2 separate regions of the Mus musculus genome follow, and region 1 is linked to region 2. Evidence: chromatin contacts called from ENCODE POLR2A ChIA-PET data. All regions are on one chromosome and are shown on one strand. The core of a region is the stretch at or near the end of the contact, and the rest is flanking DNA. Distances in the headings are between cores, read along the strand shown.

Region 1 (3,422 bases), core at 493-2,992, 150 kb before region 2:
ATGGCGTCCCTCCCTGCCTCCGCTCATCCCCCCCGTGTTTTCCTCTTTGATCTCGGGATGGACGGCATAGTCTTTCAGGCTCGGCCGAGGGCAAGACTTTGGGGACCCCCTTGCTTGGTTTTCCTGATTCTTGGGGGTTAGAGCCCCAGCTGACAACGCTAAGGACAGGGTCGTTCTGCCTTCCCGGAACGTGCCCGGCCCAACTGTAATTCATTTAAACCGGTTGTAGTTAGTTGGTTGTTTTGTCAAACAGACCTGGATCTGGTCCCCAGAATGCAGGGACGAGACGGTTGCAAGTGACTTCTAGTTTGGGCCTTCAATGGACTTCATAGACTATCTTAATTAAATCTCTGATCGAAGAAACTCAGTTAAGCTTCAGAGTGTACTTTTTCATTTTGTCTGGTTTTTTTTGGGGGGGGGGGATGGGGGGAGTCCAGTCCAGGCAGGGTTTCTCTGTATTGCTCTGGCTGTCCTGGAACTCATTTTGAAGACCAGGCTGGCCTCGAACTCGGAAATCCGCCTGCCTCTGCCTCCCAAGCACTAGGGATTAAAGGTGTGCGCCACCACCGCCCGGCATACTTTTTCATTTTGTAAAAACCAAGTTTCCTTATATAGATAAATACCGGGCAGGTGTGTAGAGGTCTTAAAACGTTACAGGAGAGGAGGAAGGTCTGGGAAGCTCTGGAGGCACTGGGAGATGGAAATAGTTAATTTTCTAGTGGTTAAAAGTCACAGTGTGTGGTGCTCTTTGTGTCTGAATACAGTAGGTAGGCAGTGGATGTTAGGGACTGCCATACATTGAACACTTCCAGAAAGTGTTTAGTGCTTTAAATACTTGTGGCTTACTCATGACAGACTGTTTTTATTAATCTAGTTCAGGCTAGTAGCCATTTTAAGCAGCAAAAATTGCATTCCCCCACAAAGTTCCACACTGAATCTGACCATCAGAATTAACTGGGAGGTGCTTTAAAATACAGATCTGCCATCTCCATTATTTACCAAGATGAGCTGTGGTCAGTTTTAGCGTGGCACTCCACCTCCAGGACTGAAATTCCGGCCTCATCAGGGAGAAGTTGGAATGAGAGTCCATTGTTTGAGAGCCCATGGGGACAGCTAGTACTCTCGCCGATTTAGAACTAGACTGTACTAGACTAGAACTTGATGTGCGGGAGGGGGCAACATCGGATTTTCGGTCCATATTATTTTGGTTTGAGTGACAGCTCATTATTTTTCCCTTTCTTCCTGCCATGTATTAAAGTCATTTAAAGCTTTTTTTTTTTTTGTAGAGAATTTAGATATCATGAGATTTTTAAATCTTAGTACTGAGTCTGCTTCTGAGTGTTACTGGAGGGTTTTTTAAATTACATTTCCTTTCTACCACATGGGTCCTGAGGATTAAACTCGGGTCGTTGGGCTTACAGTGAATCACCTTTCCCCTCGGCCATCTCTGTGGCCCTATTACTGGAGTACTTAGGGCAAAAGCCCTGGCTCTGGCCCTACCAACAGGCCAGACTCCACGCTGGTCTAGGTACACCAATAAAAGAGGAGTAGGGGTGAAAAGCTGACACATTGTGGCCTCATTGAGACTAGGGACAGGTCAAGAGACTTATCAAACCCTTCTTGCAGGCACTGACATTACCCAGAATTCCATCCTCAGCGGGTTTTGATGTTACACAGGAAAAATGGCCAGGAAAGCAGGAGGTGGAGGTGGAAGGAAGGAGTCCGGTTCCCCGTGTAGTCTGGTTCCCGAGAAACTAGTGGCTTGTGCTCCAAGCAGCCACCTCATCCCGGATCCGGGCAGCCCCAGCCCTGCAGGCCCACAGCCCCTGGAGGCCCTTGCCACAGGGATGTTATCAGTCCTGTTTGTTCCTAGAATTCAAGGTGACTCAAGAGGAAAGATTAAGATAGGACACCGAGCTAGAGAGAAATCAGATAGGCCAGTAACTGCCCGCCTTCAAGTCCAGCCAAGCCGAGTAGACAGGATAGCTGTGTAGCTTAAAAGGTTTTCACTTGCATGTGGACACAAAGCCCAAAAGCTTTTAAAACCGTGGTTTCTCTAAAATAGTCTAGTTTATAGGGAAAGAATCATTAAAAGTAGTGGTGAGTGGAATTTAAAACAAGACATCTGAACTCATGGAATTCACAGCCAGTGGGAGAAAACCTGTAAGCTGGAGGTTTCATATGAGTTGGGAGTAGCCCTTGCTGCCTAGTAAGTTTCTCCGAAGGCATGAGCTGTGCTAGCCACCTCAGAAGCAGGGTTTGTCGTTCCAAGCCGCCTGTGTAGAGCAGACTGAAAGGGAGCGAAGGCTGCCGAGCTTCTCTGGAGCTGCTGTGATTAGGCCACTTAGGGAATTCTTAGATTTGTCCTAATTGCAGTGAGAAGCTATGGTCTAAGGGAGTAGGGTGGGGATTTGAACTCAGGGCTGCAAGCATTGCTAACGAGCAATCCACTGCGGAGGATTTTTGTTTTGAAACTTCAGTATCATAGTCGTGCTTAATTGCTTGGGCTCAAGTTTTGTGTTCATGTGATCCTCCTGCCTCAGTTTCCTAGTCCTAGGACTACCAGTGCAGAAGTGCTCATGTTCTTTATAGACGATTTGACCGCTGTGTAAAAGGTAGGGATTAGAAAGGTTTGCACTGTAGTCTGGTCCTGCAAGAGCGGAAGGAATCAAGAATGTCTTCTCAGCCGGGCGTGGTGGCGCACGCCTTTAATCCCAGCACTCGGGAGGCAGAGGCAGGCAGATTTCTGAGTTCGAGGCCAGCCTGGTCTACAAAGTGAGTTCCAGGACAGCCAGGGCTATAAAGAGAAACCCTGTCTTGAAAAACCAAAAAAAAAAAAAAAAAAAAAAAAAAGAATGCCTCTCATTTATGCTTCTCATTTATGGGCCAAGCTTTGAGTGGCTGACGGTGCCACTTAGAATTTGGAGACGACCAGAAGAGGACTAGCTGGCAAGGGATGGTGACAGGATTCATATGCCACTTGTTGGGTACCAAAATTGAGCTGTTAGAAGTCACTGGCTGGTGGGTGTGTCCTGGGAGCAGCCCAAGTCATGTGAGAGCACAGAAGTGGACCAAGCTGTGCAAGGACAGTAGTGTGCCCAGTGGAATGCTGAGGAGTTAGGCCGTGGCGGCATGCCCACCCATCTGACAAGCAGCTTCTCTGCCGTGTGAGTTGAAGGGCTGGGCTCAAAGAGTGGGGAGTAAATACTGCAGCGGGGTTACAGCCTCATTTTGAGTACTTGGTGTGGGGAGAGAATGTGTGTGTGTAGGTCTGTCAAGTCTTTCATCTTTAACATGGTTCTGGAGATCAAACCCAAGGCTTAGGCACTTTACCTCCAGAGCCATTTTCCAACATTTTCACATGAGCTGAGAGTATCTACCCAAGAGGGAGAGATTAATAAAACAGCAAGTCTGATAAAGGG
Region 2 (3,501 bases), core at 483-2,982:
CCCTGATACTGTCTCCCCGAATCCAGTGACTCACCGAATCCCGTTGACTGTACACGTCTCCGGAGCTCATCCGCTTTTCTTCATTCCGGTTTTTAAAGTCATTCACGTGCATGTGTGTGTCTGTGCGTGTGTATGCCACCTATGCAGGTGCCCAGGGAGGCCAGAGGAGGGCAGGGCGTCAGGTTCCTGGAGCTGGGGTTACAGGTGGTTGTGAGCCAGCTGTTGTGGGGGCTGGGAGCCTAGTTTAGGTCCTCTGGAAGAGCAGCAAGTACTCTTAACCACTGAGCCTTGTCTTTTTTTCCATTCTGTTCTTGAAGTTTTAAAATTGTGTGTGTGTATGTATGTATGTATGTATGTATGTATGCATGTGTCTATCAGGTCCCTTGGGGCTGGAGTTACAGGCAATTGTGAAGCAGCTAATGTGGGTGCTGGGAACTGAATTCAGGTCTTTTGGAAGAGCACCATCTTCCCAGCCCCCATCTTTCCCAATATTGGGGCTACTGCTCTTTGTGTAAGGATGATTGACTATTGTTTGGTTATCATGCTCCTGGGGGAATCCAAGACCTCTTTCCTGGGGAACAAACGGCCACAGGCTTATTTGTAACTTTTTAGTTCTGAGAGTTGTTTCTTTGTTGTTGTTGTTTGTGGTGGCGGGTAGGTTTTTTTTTTTTTTTTTTTTTGTCTTTTTTTTTTCTTTCTTTTAAGAGGTTCTTATTGTAGTCCAAACTGGTCTGCAACTGGCTATAGTTAAGGCTGGTCTGTAACGCCTGATCATCCTGCCTCTATCTTCCAAGAGGTGGGGTTACAGGGGCAAACCCATCACACCCAGCTCGCAGATTTATTTTTGATGGACCTCCTCCAGTTCTTTAATGTAATCTATTGGCTACTAGGATAACTAAAATATATTCCTCCATGTCATTCTGAGGTTTGTGTAATTTATGTGATTGTATTTTAATCGTCTCTTAATACGAGTCTGTGAACCTCATTAGAGTGGGAACTACCTGAGGGCAAGAACCCAGTCTTACCCACTTGAACACTAGCTTGGGTGCGGCGGCGGCTCAGGGCTCAGGTAGGGAACGATGAGGCTGCTTTTTCACTTCATTCTCAGTGGCTCCAAACGCAGCTGTTTTACCGATTCCAGCACCCTTCCAGCAGCTACAGGGACCCACGTCTTGAAGCTGCAGCAAACCAGGGTTTCTTATTTTATTTCAGCCCGGTTCCACCGCTGATAGGCTTTCCCCTCTGCTCCTCTGCAACTGTGATCTAGGACAGACTTGATGAATGCCCGGGAGTACCCTTGGGAGTCTTCTCTATCATTTCACGTGTGCAATTTGAGCTACTTTAAATTCCTGTGAAGAAAGGTGCCCTTTTCGTGTTAGGGCCTTTTTCCTCCAGTCCGTACGAAGCAGGGCAGGTAGAAGAGCAGGGGAGAACATGAGAGCCACTTCTGGAGGGAAGGAGCAGAGCTCAAAGGACTGAAGAATAGCAGAGGACGACGCACAAGGCGACGCCGGAGAACAGATCTGCTAGCCAAGCTCGGGTTTCCCCATGGCTCCGCCTCCTCCACGAAGCCCGACCCTTTTCAGGGCGGGACCTTCCACTCCAGCCAATTCTGGGAGCCGAACCCTGGCGGTTTGTACTCTTTCTTTCCAATGAGAAAAAAGGGAAGCTGCTTGGCTCCAATGACCAATCCGAGGAGGCGGCTCCTGGTTCTCAGGCAGGTTTGTAAGAGTTCGGGCCAATTGGAAGCGCAGCCACGGCTCGGCCCGGGCGCAGCGCGCAGGCGGTGGCGAAGAGACGCCGAGCGGGCCGAGTGTGGCCGAGCAGAGCCGGAGCGGGGCCGCAGGAGCCGGGCCGGGTGTGGACCGGCCGAGATGTCCTATAAACTGAAGAAGGATAAGGTGAGCGTGGCCTTTCCCCTTGCGCCTCCGCCGCCGGGCCTGCGCGCAGCTCTGGGAGGGGCCCGAGGCAGGCCCGGGACAGCCTCAGACTGACCCTCTGGTCCGGCCCCCCGCAGCACTCCCGCGGCCAGCCCCAGGGCCGCGCGACTGCCAGCACCCCCAGTCCGTGCAGCAGCTGGGACAGCTCTCCGTCTTTGCCCGGACAGATTTCCCCCCACCTATCCCTCTTCCCTTCCTCTTTGCTCCTATCCCCGGCCCCCTCCAGATCTGCTCCACTCCCGGCTCACTCCCTTGCTTTTTCTCCCCGCCTTTATCTGTCCCCGATCCCCCACGGTTTGGGACAGTGCTCATTTAAGACCGCATTTCCCTCCAGTACTTCCCCCACCCCCGCCCTGAGCAGCCCCTTCCCTCTTCTCCTCACCAGCTTAAAAGACGGCCTCTCCACAGTTCTGTACAGTCCCTCCTTCCCCCCCCCCGCCCCCCCACGACAAGCCCCTGACCTAGAACCGCTCTGCTTTCTCTCTCCTCCGCCCAAATCTGGCCTAGGCCCCTCCCTCGAGTCTTCCTTTACACACAAACTTGTAAGCCAGGACCGAGCCCTTCTTCTGTTGATGGAACCCCAGAACGTCTGTGCTGGAAGGGAGCTTTGGAGCACATGCAGACTAGCATGCTAGTGGTACAGATGAGGAGACTGAGGCCGGGTCAGGGGAAGGGACTTGTCCAAGGTCACACATCCTGCTGGAGGCCCAGCTGCAATATCAGGTCTCCCAACTTGGAGGGCTCTTCTGTGCAAGTGCCTAACTGGCATCAGCTGGCTTCCATGTTCACCCTAGACGGGACTCGGTTTCTAATCTGTTAGAGGCTCCTCCCTGTATTCCTTAGGATAACCTTTGCATTTCCTTTTTTTGCACCAGGACAGGATTTCTCCCTTTCTTCTGGCCTGTTCTGTTTAGTTTTCTTCTCATTCTGCCGTCCAGTACACTCGGTTTCTTTATTATTTGCAGTGGCAGAGATCAGACCCAGGGTCTTGCACATGCTAAGCATGTGCAGTACCATTGGGCTACACTCCCAACCCCACAGGCCATTTCTTGATGTTACCGTCTTTTGCCATCTTTTGCCTCCAAACCACCCTGACCTGTCCCTGCCTTTCCCTTTGTTTGCTGCTCTTGCTTGATCTGTGGTTCTTCTGAGAAGCAGACTCAGCTGGGGAGGCTGGAACTGGTCTTCAGACTCCCCAGCTTTTGGGCTGGCCCCTTGTGTTGGGCTGGCTCTGGCCTGGTCTCGTGGTCCACTCTCCTGATGACCCCAGAGGTGGATTGCATTCATTTTTCCCCTGATGGATGCTGGGCTACCATCTCTAACCATATCAGTCAAACTCTTTATCCCGGGGCTGTTGTGTGTTTGCCAGGAGGCTCTGCTTCTGGGCTGTCACTGTCTCGGTCTGAGAGTTAGATAGAGCACAGGACAGGGGGTGGTGAGCCAGGCAAAGTTGTGTGCCCTACCTGGGTCTTATCCTTGGGGAGTGGGCTTGCCAATGGGCGCCATCCAGCAATAGAAACTGTGCACTCAAGATAGCTAAGCCCGGGACTGGGGCTGTGGA

Evidence for each region. ChIA-PET counts read pairs that join two places held with the same protein, here RNA polymerase II (POLR2A).
Region 1: POLR2A ChIA-PET joins it to region 2 with 10 read pairs in embryonic stem cell. The contact joins the enhancer-like site here to the promoter of Ppp2r5d in region 2. POLR2A ChIA-PET finds 5 or more read pairs at or near these places in 4 of 5 experiments (Patski and embryonic stem cell).

What each region holds. Positions count from the first base shown.
Region 1 is chr17:46,853,164-46,856,585 of GRCm38, reverse strand. It overlaps a transcript of Bicral not described here. Among named protein-coding and RNA genes, the nearest start is that of Bicral, 23 kb to the right of the region's middle. Within about 2 kb of position 1,742, at least 2 of the 3 ENCODE cell types and tissues checked have a DNase peak (open chromatin) inside an H3K27ac peak, as active enhancers do.
Region 2 is chr17:46,703,233-46,706,733 of GRCm38, reverse strand. Ppp2r5d (protein phosphatase 2, regulatory subunit B', delta) reads left to right here and starts at 1,732. Exons shown (of 15, transcript NM_009358.3): 1 at 1,732-1,901. The coding sequence starts at 1,875. Gm52314 (a long non-coding RNA gene) reads right to left here and starts at 1,109. Exons shown (of 2, transcript XR_003952400.1): 1 at 1,026-1,109; 2 at 1-192.